Linked DNA regions of Homo sapiens: region 1 is linked to region 2. A link is an interaction called in ENCODE POLR2A ChIA-PET data of the cell type or tissue named here. Cell type or tissue: PC-3. All regions are shown on one strand. Each heading gives the region's core, and the rest is flanking DNA. Links, peaks and the distances in the headings are about the cores only.

The links. ChIA-PET counts read pairs that join two places held together with the same protein. Peaks named below come from ENCODE experiments on the same cell type or tissue, not always from the same donor. Only the 100,000 strongest peaks of a DNase experiment are listed, where the experiment ranks them.
Region 1: POLR2A ChIA-PET joins it to region 2 with 12 read pairs; 3 of 35 experiments call an interaction of 5 or more read pairs at or near these places.

The regions. Positions count from the first base shown.
Region 1 is chr19:4,377,086-4,382,204 of GRCh38, reverse strand. All of the region lies in intron 1 of SH3GL1 (SH3 domain containing GRB2 like 1, endophilin A2), which reads left to right. Among named protein-coding and RNA genes, the nearest start is that of SH3GL1, 21 kb to the left of the region's middle. RefSeq lists enhancers at 2,178-2,277, 2,328-2,377, 2,838-2,917, 3,903-4,635. In PC-3, for the core only: no CTCF peak of the experiment used is centred there; DNase peaks (open chromatin) are centred at 2,614 and 4,794; H3K4me3 peaks cover 173 bases; H3K27ac peaks cover 2,641 bases.
Region 2 is chr19:4,085,404-4,091,434 of GRCh38, reverse strand. It overlaps MAP2K2 (mitogen-activated protein kinase kinase 2), which reads left to right. Exons shown (of 11, transcript NM_030662.4): 11 at 727-1,114. The coding sequence ends at 837. Among named protein-coding and RNA genes, the nearest start is that of ZBTB7A, 22 kb to the right of the region's middle. RefSeq lists enhancers at 1,490-1,569, 925-1,701, 1,980-2,149. In PC-3, for the core only: no CTCF peak of the experiment used is centred there; no DNase peak of the experiment used is centred there.

The sequences.
Region 1 (5,119 bases), core at 120-5,119, 290 kb before region 2:
GAAGAGAGAACAAGAGATAGCTGTTGAGGGGCCAGCGCCTGCTAGCTCTGACAATGGAGGGAGGAGGGGGCCGTGAGCCAATGGATGTGGGTGGCCTCTGGATTCTGGAAAAGGCAGGAAAGCCCCAGAACCCCCAGAATAGAGTGCAGCTCATAGTATCTCAATCTTAGCCCGGGGTGATCCCTGTCAGGGTCTGACCTAGTGAAGACTTTGTGTTGCTTTAATATGTCGTTGAAGACGTCGTGTGTGGCTGTAAGTCACTAGGTTTGTGGCGATTTGTTGTGGTCATCGAGACCATCCTGGCTAACATGGTGAAACCCCGTCTCTACTAAAAAATACAAAAAATTAGCGGGGCGTGGCGGCGGGTGCCTGTAGTCCCAGCTACTCGGGAGGCTGAGGCAGGAGAATGTTGTGAACCCGGGAGGTGGAGCTTGCAGTGAGCCAAGATCGCGCCACTGCACTCCAGCTAGGCAACAGAGCGAGACTCTGTCTCAAAAAAAAAAAAAAAAAAAAAAGGCGTGTGGGGGGTGACAGAGAGGCGGGGGAAATGAAGAGAGGCAGAGGGGGTGGAGAGGGACAGGGGAGACAGAGGCAGGGGAGACGGAGGCAGGGTAGACAGAGAGAGGCAGGGGGAACAGAGAGAGGCAGGGGGACAGAGACGGGAGACAGAGAAGCAGGGGGACAGAGAGGCGGGGGAGACAGAGGCAGGAGAACGGAGAGAGGCAGAGGGGACAGAGAGATGGGAGACAGAGGTAGGGGGACAGAGAGGCAGAGGGGACAGAGAGAGGGGAGACAGAGGTAGGGGGACAGAGAGAGGCAGAGGGGACAGATGGGAGACAGGCAGAGGGGACAGAGAGAGGCAGAGGGGACAGAGAGACGGGAGACATAGGGGGACAGAGAGAGGCAGAGGGGACAGAGGGAGACGGGAGACAGAGGTAGGGGGACAGAGAGAGGCAGAGGGGACAGAGAGAGATGGGAGACAGAGGCAGAGGGGACAGAGAGAGATGGGAGAGAGAGGCAGGGGGACAGAGAGAGTCAGGGGAGACAGAGGCAGGGGAACAGAGAGGCAGGGGGATAGAGAGAGGCAGGGGGACAGAGGCAAAGGGGACAGAGAGAGGGGACAGAGAGAGGCAGGGGGACAGAGAGGCTGGGGGAACAGAGAGAGGGAGAGGAGGCCGGTGGGGAAACAGAGTTGTTTTTTCCTCTGTTAGCTCTCATCCCTGAAATCAACAAGGAAATAGGACCGGTTCACTTTGCCATGTTGGCTTGAGGTGCCCTGCTAAGAGCTGGGGTTCCATCCAGCCTTCCTTGGCTGTGACACTCTGTGGAACTAATCTTCAACTTCGCAGAAGTTGTTCCCTGGCCTCTGGAATCCCACCTTGGTGACTTAAAAGCTAGTGGACTGATAGAAAATTCAGTCCCCGTTACTTAACTTGGATTTTGAAAACCGTCCCCTCATTCAGGTTTACACAGAACATGCTATTGCCCGTCTAAGCCTGAGGGGACCACACACCCCAGAAACACCAGAGCAGATCATGTTCAAAACCGCCGACTGTCCTGAAGACAGTTGACAATTCATGAGTTTGACGCACGTTTTTTCCAGTCCAAGAGCTGGAGCCAGATACCCACCCGTGACGCCCTCCCACATCTTCCAAACGGGCACTTCCAAACCTTGTCCTGGGCATGTTTCCAAGCCAGCCTCACTGCTGCAGGCTCATGTCATGCCCTCTCTCCTGCGTGCTCCCAGATCCCACCCATCCTTAAAAGCCCACGGCCACGGCCACCTCCTTCCTGCCTCACCCTGGCTCCCTCCCCGCAAGGAGGAAGCGGCCCCTCCCCGCTGGCGTCCTGTCTGTCATAGGGCCTTAGGTTCTTGTGTGTGTGCGAGCCTGGGTTACGTGTCTTTCCTTTTCCACTGTACCTGGCACAGGTAAATACTCATTCAGCCTGACTTGGACCTCAGTGATGGCTCCAGACCGTGGCTTTGAAGAATGGGCAGAATTTGGATGTAGGAAGAAGCAAGGAAAGGAGGGAGAGTTTCCGGTGCAGGGAGAGAGCCCTGCCCTGGGCATCCCTTAGGCAGGTGTTGGAGGGAGGCCCCCAGCACTGGGGCCCCAGCAGCATGGGTCTGCCCTGCCGTGTCCTTCCCCTCCAACCTGAGCCCATGCAGCATCCGTGGGGCCAGTCCTTCCAGGGAAGTGGAAGCCACCCTGGGAGGAGCCTGGCTACCAGACCATGATGGCAGGGTGGGAGAGATTTGAATATTCTTACTGCTCGTAGCTCAGGAAGTGGCAGCACCAGTCCCTTGTCCTTTGGGGCGATGACAACAGAGAAGCAAGCCTTGGGGGGCAGGGCTGCTTTCCCCCCAAAATACAAGTAAGCACAAGGCAGAGCGGCGTGCTTTGTGTTGACGTCGCAGCAGCAGCCATCCTGGCAGTGAGGGGTCACAGTCACGGCCACAGGCTCGCCCATGCACAGAGGCACGTTCTCGAAGGCAGGAAGAGCGTGGGTGTGCAGAGGTGCAGGGAGGGCGGGACATCCCCAGGGAAGGAGTTGCGTTCAGGATGGGCAGCTGTGCCAAGTTCCCAGCTGGTAGGAAGACAGGAATGCAGGTTGATTGGGAAACAGGAGAGAGGGCGCAGCGGCTGTGGCAGCTGCCTGGGGTGTGAGACAGCAGCAGGTGTGTGTCAGGGATGTGGGGAATTTTCTACCAACCTTCTTTTTAAGTTGAGTCATTTTCTCTCTTGGTCCTTTGCTGCTTTATTTTTTTTTTTTTTTTGAGACAGCATCTTGCGCTGTCACCCAGGCAGGAGTGCAGTGGTGTGATCTTGGCTCACAGCAACCCCCACCTGCTGGGTTCAAGAAATTCTCCTGCCTCAGCCTCCCAAGTAGCTGGGATTACAGGCATGAGCCACCATGCCTGGGGTTTCACCATGTTGGCCAGGCTGGTCTTGAACTCCCAATCTCAGGTGATCTGCTTCCTTGACCTCCTAAAGTGCTGGGATTACAGGCATGAGCCACCAAGCCTGGCAGTCCTTTGCTTCTTTCCTCCCGCCCTCGTCCGCCAGTAGAACCTCAGAATTTGTGTCACGGCCATTGACAAATATGTCCCGTGCTGTGAGCATTTTGGAACCGGGACTTGACTCTGTGGCTGATCTGGAGGCGCTCTGGGCGCAACATGAGATTTCGTGCACGATCAGCCAGCTGTAGCCAGTTTTTCCTGGTGTGCGTGGTCCTGTGAGTGCCTCACCAGGGTCCCTTGGAGATGGGTGTGACTCAGGTAAGGTGTGTTCCTTTTCTTCTTCTTCTTAAGGGCCTGCATGAAGCCTCTTGCTCCAGAAAAACTGGGCTCAGAGGCAGTGTCGTGGGGCGGAGGTGAAACCCCTGGCCGGCCCCACACCCATCATTCCTCGGGACTCAGTTGCTCAGTGCACAGTAGCCTAGGATCGTAGGGTGGTGTATGGTTTCTGTTTTTTTTATTTTTATTTTTTGAGAGAGTTTTACTCTTGTTGCCCAGGCTGGAGTACAATGGCGCGATCTCAGCTCACCACAACCTCCGCCTCCCGGGTTCAAGCGATTCTGCTGCCTCAGCCTCCCAAGTAGCTGGGATTACAGGCATGCACCACCATGCCCAGCTAATTTTTGTATTTTTAGTAGAGATGGGGTTTCTCCCTGTTGGTCAGGCTGGTCTCAAACTCCTGACCTCAGGTGATCTGCCCGTCTCGGTTTCCCAAAGTGCTGGGATTACAGGTGTGAGCCACCGCACCTGGCCTGGTGGTGTGTAGTTTCTAAAGCACATCCACGCCTGAGATGGTTGAGAAAACCGAGGCTCAGAGGGGTTTGTGTTCCTGCTCAGAGTCACAGCCCCGAACGGCAGAGCTGGAACCACATCCAGTCCCGGTGTCGCCCATCCAGGCACCCTAATCCCACGTCAGCCTGCTTGCCTCGTGGCGTTACGGCACACCTTTGCTCTGATGTGTTACTGGCACACCTGAGCTCCCGAGGGCAGGGCTGCTTCTTATTTATTTGTTATCTCAACAACTAGTATTTATTATCTCACCATATACTCAGTGACTGACGCCACCTGGGTGCCAGGCCCTGTGCTGCCTCTGCCACCCCTGTCCCTGTGCCTGGCCCTGCTGGCAGGAAGCTTGTGTTTGAGGACAGAGAACTTGGGGTGGGTTGGCGACGAGAGCCTGTCCCGAGTGGTGTCCCTCCAAGGACGATGAGCCACAGCGGGGCAGAAGGGGCCCTGGGAAGCAGGCTGCACCCGCCAGAATCTCCCAGGCCCGGGACCCAAACGCGAGTCTTCAGACAGGAGAGGCTGCAGTCTTCTCGCTGCAGGGGAGATGGTGGGGGGACTCGGGCCATTTGCCTGCTTCCTCTGTGCTGAGGCCGTGGTCAGCAATTCTGAGATTCCCAGCCCGGGTTTCCACCACCGACATCACTGTGTAAGGAGCAGGCAGTGCCTCTGAGCGGCCAGGGGCACCCATGCGCCAGAGCCAGTGCACGTGACCTGGCGAGGGGGCAGGAGTGGCCACTGCAAGGTGACAGCTGCTGGCACCTAATGCTCGCAGAGGGCCCCAGTGCACAGGCGCGGCTGGCTGTGCAGAGCTGCTGACCGCCTCTCACCACCCCCTGCCCTGCCCCGTGCCACCCGGGATGACTTCTGGCCTGGGTGCTTTTGGTAGCCACACCTCAGAAAACCTGTCTTCGTGACTGTGGGCCACCATGGGCATGAGTCACCTGTCACCAGAGCCTGGTGTCCCTGTGTAAGTGTGCCAGATAGGCAGAGGAGACAGGTGAAGGCACATTCCTCAGTGCCCGCTCACAGCTCTGCCCACCACGCATTCTGTAGAGAACCTCAGTGCCCTCCTCCCTGCTGGCAGCCAGGCAGGGATTTAGGCGGTTTCTGTTTGGCCTCCAGTGCTTGCCTCTCCCGTGTCCTATCCGCCCAGACCTCAGACCTGTCACTGTTCCCGGGCATCCTCCTGGATAAGAAACTGCCCAAATGTGGTAGCTGGGTCCCCAGGATGTGAGTCAGGCTAGGCCTGCCTAGCTCACGTTTTGTTCTTTGCAAATTTTCCCAACCTTGCAGCTCTCTGGGGAGGGAGCCAGC
Region 2 (6,031 bases), core at 521-5,520:
GTTGCAGTGAGCTAAGATCACACCACTGCACTCCAGCCTGGGCAACAAGAGTGAAACTCCATCTAAAAAAAAAAAAAATTAAAGTAAAAGTATTTAATTAATTTGTTAAACTGAAATAAAATTGAGGCTTTTGTTCTCAAGCCATGGGAGCCACAGTCCAGGGGCTCTGGAGCCTCATGTGCTGGCGAGTGGGACGGTGCCTGTACAATGCTCTTCGCGGAGTTCTGTGGAACAGCCCGTTCTTGCCTGGGCTGTCCTGCTCCGGGGGACCCTGGCAATGGCTGAGGACATTGTGGTGTCACGACTTGGGGAAGCCCCTGGCATGGAGTGGGTGGAGGCCAGGGACGCTGCTCAGTACCCTGCAGTACCCAGGATGGCCCCACGCCAGAGAATGATCCGGCCCCGGTGTCCACAGCGGCCGGAGGACCCTGGGCTTGCGCGAGCGTAGACCCTCCCCTGGGAGCGCAGGCTGCCGTGCTGGTGGTGTCCCCGCCCCAGGTGGAGTGCAGCATCCTGAGACCCCTCCCAGGCCTGGCACACGCCGCTGCCCCTTTCTGGGTTTCTTTCCCTCTCCTACCCCGAGTGCGTCTTCCTGTGGGGAAGGGAGGGTCTCCTCTGTTTTTTGCTTTCTGTCCCGTACCATCTGCCAGGGCTGGGCAGACGCTGGCCCTCCCCGTCCTACTGTGACTCCAGGCCCGGGTGCTCACGGCTCCCCTTTCCTTGCAGAACCACACCTTCATCAAGCGGTCCGAGGTGGAAGAAGTGGATTTTGCCGGCTGGTTGTGTAAAACCCTGCGGCTGAACCAGCCCGGCACACCCACGCGCACCGCCGTGTGACAGTGGCCGGGCTCCCTGCGTCCCGCTGGTGACCTGCCCACCGTCCCTGTCCATGCCCCGCCCTTCCAGCTGAGGACAGGCTGGCGCCTCCACCCACCCTCCTGCCTCACCCCTGCGGAGAGCACCGTGGCGGGGCGACAGCGCATGCAGGAACGGGGGTCTCCTCTCCTGCCCGTCCTGGCCGGGGTGCCTCTGGGGACGGGCGACGCTGCTGTGTGTGGTCTCAGAGGCTCTGCTTCCTTAGGTTACAAAACAAAACAGGGAGAGAAAAAGCAAACCGCGCCATCCTGCTTCTTTCTTCCGTTCGGCGTTGGGTGCTGGGCTTTGCTTCAGCCCAGCACGGAGAGGACATCCCTGAGCTGACCCGCATCGCCGGGCGCCGAGGCTGGAGGGCGCAGGGCCCTCCCTTAGGGAGAGCTCGCCTCTCCCTTTGGGTCAAGGGATGAAGACCTGCAGTGAGCCCCCAGGCGATGGCGGCTCTCACCAAAAGGAAGGAGAGTGAGGCTGGGGGCGGCGGCTCATGCCTGTCATTCCAGTGCTTTGGGAGCCTAAGGCGGGAGGATCGCTTGAACCCAGGGGATTGAGGCTGCAGTGAACCTCGATGGTGCCAGTGCGCTCCGGCATGGGTGACAGAGCAAGGCTACTGAAAAAAAAGAAGGGAAATGCCACCTGGTTTCCCTCTGTGTCCTCCCCGCCACCATCTCTGCCCCTGTGGAAGGCAGAGCTTCGGCCTTCCGTGATGGAAACCACTTCCTCTACACTGCTCCTGTCACGTAGCCTCCGCGGGAAGGCCGCCCCTGCCTCTTCCCCAGCGTGGCACCATCCTCTCCCTGTCCCCCCGCTTCAGGGAGTGGGGGCTCCCAGCAGTGGCAGCTGAGCTGAGACTCAGCCCCACAGAAAGGAAGCGCTGGCTTTCCAAGCTGTCGGTTTGGTTGGAAACCCCAGCAGGTCCCGAGACACGCCCTGCACTCCCCCTGCGTCCGCAGCAGGCCCAGCCCAGGGCGGGTGGTTCTGTCACCTCTCCTCGCCCAACAAATCAGAAGTGACCACCAGGGCATGTGACACTTTCGGGCCTTTGAACTGTTCCGCCGCAGTGGGCTGCAGATGAAACGGTGAGGGCTTGTCCTGGGGTCTTCGGGGTTCCCGGAGGCCCATCGCCTGCTTCTCCGGTTGTCCGAGATCCAAAGCCCAGCCTTTCTACCTTCGGGACTGTGTGCTCGGATAGAGGAGGCCACCTCTGGGCTAGGTGTGGTGGGCAGCTGGGCTGTTCTAGGGTCCCTCTGAGCTCTCTAAAGCTCTTGAGGCTGTGAGCCTCCCCCTTCAGTACTTCCTGGAGACTACCAGCAAGCTGATATTATCTGCGGGCGAATTGTAGGGGAAGGGTGGCTGGCAACTGTGTTTCTGGAGGAAACAAAGCAGAAGGTGGGGGCTTGTGGTTCTGTGGGAACTGCTGGATTGTCCTTTTCTTCTTAGGGTGACCCTTCTAGTCTTGTGTGGCTTTTTTTTTTTTTTTTTTTCTGCAGACACCAAAGAAGAGATGAGTTGACACCTCCTGCAAACAGCTCCCCAGGCTGCTCTCCTTTATGTTTTGCCCTAAAGTCTCACATGACTTAAAAAAAAAAAAAAAAAAGCCAGGCTTGGTGGCTTACACCTGTAATCTAAACACTTCGGGAGTCCGAGGCAAGAAGATCACTTGAGCCCAGGAGTTCAAGACCAGCCCGAGCAACATAGTAAAACCCTATCTCTACAAAAAAAAAAAAAAAAAAAAAAAAAAATTGGCCGGGCATGGTAGTGCACAACTGTAGTCCCAGCTACTCAGGAGGCTGAGGCAGGAGAATCACCTGAGCCTGGGGAGGTGGAGGTTGCAGTGAGCCAAGATCTCACCATCACACTCCAGCCTGGGCGACGGAGTGTGGCCCCAAAAAATAAAAAATAGGAGAAAAAAAAAAGTGTTGAAGGTGCCGCCCTGTGGGTAACCAGGACCCTCAGGATTGCCGGGAGGGCCGGGGGGAATGTGTTGGCTGCCTGTGCTCCAAACCGGCGGGACCTCGGCCGGTCCTGGAAACCCCAGGGTCCCGGCCACCCCCTGCCATTGGCAAGGAATGAAAGGACACGGAGTCCCAGGGGAGCAGGGGCAGTCTGGGCTAGGTGGGGATGGACCCCGCGCCAGGATCCCTGCGGTGTGCGCAGCCATCCTGCAGCTTCATTGGAGCCCCACGGCACCCCAGAGGGAAGGACGGGAGAGAAGCCGTGGTCTTGCCTATCTTCCCTGCCTCGCTTCAGGGTCAGACTTCTAGAAACTACTTTGTAGATGTGGCAAGAGTGCGTCCACCCTGGCGGTTTCTAGATCTCTCAACTCCTGCTCCCCCAAGAAACCTCCCAGACCCAGCCGCCGCCTCATCCGAGATCCCCCTCCTGCCTGCTGTCCTTTGGACTCGTTGCCTCATTTTCTCCACTGTGGAGGCCTGGGAAGGGATCCCGGGTGCTCCCAAAGGTGGCTACACACCTGGGGATGCCCCTTTTTGCCCTGGCCACGGACATGCTGCAGTCCAGGGGGTAGGATTTCCCTGCCTCCCGGGGCCAGACCCTTTCCTGTAAAACATGCAGCATTTTAAAATTTGCAGGGCATGGGCTGGGTGGCTCACGCCTATAATCCCAGGACTTTGAGACCAAGGTGGGCAGATCACCTGAGGTCAGGAGTTCAAGACCAGCCCGGCCAACACGGCGAAACCCTGTCTCTACTAAAAATACAAAAAAAAGTTAGTCGAGCTTGGTGGTGGATGCCAGTAGTCCCAGCTACTGGGGAGGGTGAGGCAGGAGAATGGCGTGAACCTGGGAGGCGGAGCTTACAGTGAGCTGAGACTGTGTCAGTGCACTCCAGGCTGGGCGAGACAGCGAGACTCCGTCTCAAAAAAATAATAAAAAATAAATAATAAATAACGTTTGCGGGGCTTTAGGGTGAAGGGAGTGTCACTGAAAGCCAGGCCTTGGGGGGCCCTGGGGCAGCTCACTCCTTGACATTGGAAGGTTTTACACAGACGTGTTGAGGTTTTCTGTGGTTATTAAAAACCTCCAGATAGGCCGGAAGCGGTGGCTTATGCCTGTAATCCCAGCACTTTGGGAGGCCAAGAGGGGCGGATCACGAGGTCAGAAGTTCGAGACCAGCCTGGCCAACATGGTGAAACCCTGTCTCTACTAAAAATACAAAAATTAGCCAGGCATGGTAGCACGCCTGTGGTCCCAGCTACTCAGGATGCTGAGGCAGGAGAATCGCTTGAACCCGGGAGGCGGAGGTTGCAGTGAGCCGAGATCGCGCCACTGCACTCCAGCCTGGGCGACAGAGCAAGACTCTGTCTCAAAAAAAAAAAAAAAAACTTCTCGACAACATGATAGCCCTGCCCCCATGTCTGAGGCCCACGTGGACCTGGGGCACACCACCTGTGGCCCCAAGAAGACTCCTACAGTGTTTTGTCGGCTGTTTTCCCAGCTCGGTATTTTTTTTTCCAGACAGAGTATTGCTCTGTCGCCCAGCCTGGAGTGCAGTGGCATAATCTCAGCTCACTGCAACCTTCACCTCCCGGTTCAACTGATTCTTGTGTGTCAGCCTCCCGAGTAGCTGGGACTACAGGTGCCCACCACACCCAGCTAATTTTTGTGTTTTAGTAGAGACAGGGTTTCACCATGTTGCCCAGGCTGGTCTCAAACTCCTGACCTCAAGCCGTCCACCCGCCTCGGCCTCCCAAAGTGCTGAGGTTACAGGCGTGAGCCACCACGCCCACCCCCCAGCTTGGTATTTTCATCGTAAATAAACAGCGCTTGACTTGCTCATATGTGCTGGCTTCTGCCTCCGGAGAGCATGGGCAGCCCTGACATCCCTCTCCATAGTGCAGTCTGTCCCCGGACACACCAAAAAGTCACTGGCTCCATGCAAGTGCCCCAGGCTGTGTGCCGGGCAGGATTTGCTAACATATTTGATTTATGAAGCTGGGGTCACAGGCGACTGCCTGCTCGCTTCATCCTGTGGAATTCTCCCCAGGTGGGACCCAGGCCGGCCCTGGGACAGGCACATACTTCCTTCTCCTCCTGCAACAACCGCCTCGGGGTGGGGCAAGTGGAAAGGTCATCAAATGAAATGAGGCCGGAGAAGCAACCAGCCGCCCAGAGGGTGAGATTCCACGCGGGGCACCACGCCATAGCGTCCCCGTCCTGTCCCCATCCCTGCCACCCCAACCCAATGTGCACATTGCACCCCAGACGAAATGTACATTTCCCAGTTTTAGCAGGATTTCCCTGTTAAAACATTTTAAATAGAAAGGGCTGGGCACAGTGGCCCACGCCTATAATCCCAGCACATTGGGAGGCCAAGGCGGGAGGATCACTTGAGGTCAGGAGTTCGAGACCAGCCTGGGCAACATGGTGAAATCCCATCTCTACTAAAAATACAAAAATTAGCCAGGCATGGTGGCGGGCGCCTGTAATCCCAGCTACTAGGGAGGCTGAGGCAGGAGAATCCCTTGAACCTGGGAGGTGGAGCTTGCAGTGAGCTGAGATCATGCCACTGCACTCCAGCCTGGGCAACAGAGCGAGACTCCATCTCAAGCAAACATAAATTAGCCAGCGTGTTCACTTAAACCCAGGAGAGGAAGGCTGCAGTGAGCCAAGATCGTGCCACTGCCCTCCAGCTTGGGCGACAGAGCAACACTCTGTCTCAAAACAAACAAACAAACAAAAATTAGCCGGCCTGTTCACTTAAACCCAGGAGACGGAGGCTGCAGTGAGCCAATATCATGCCACTGCCCTCCAGCCTGGGTGACAGAGCGAGACTCTGTCTCAAAAAAAATAAATACCGTTCTGGTGCAGGGGCTCATGCCTGTAATCCCAGCACTTTGGGAGGCCAAGGTGGGTGATCACCTGAGGTTAAGAGTTCAAGACCAGCCTGGCCAACATGATGAAAGCCCATCTCTACAAAAAATACAAAAATTAGCTGGGCATGGTTGTGGGCACCTGTAATCCCAACTACTTGGGAGGCTGAGGCAGGGGCGCAGGAGTTACCTGTTCCACCCCGCGCCCCTGCATTCCAGCCTGGCAACAGAGGGAGACAGACTCCATCTCAATAAATAAATAAATAAATAAATATTAATAAACAAAATAGAGGAAAAGAACAGATGATTTGATAGTATATTTCACCCAGCAG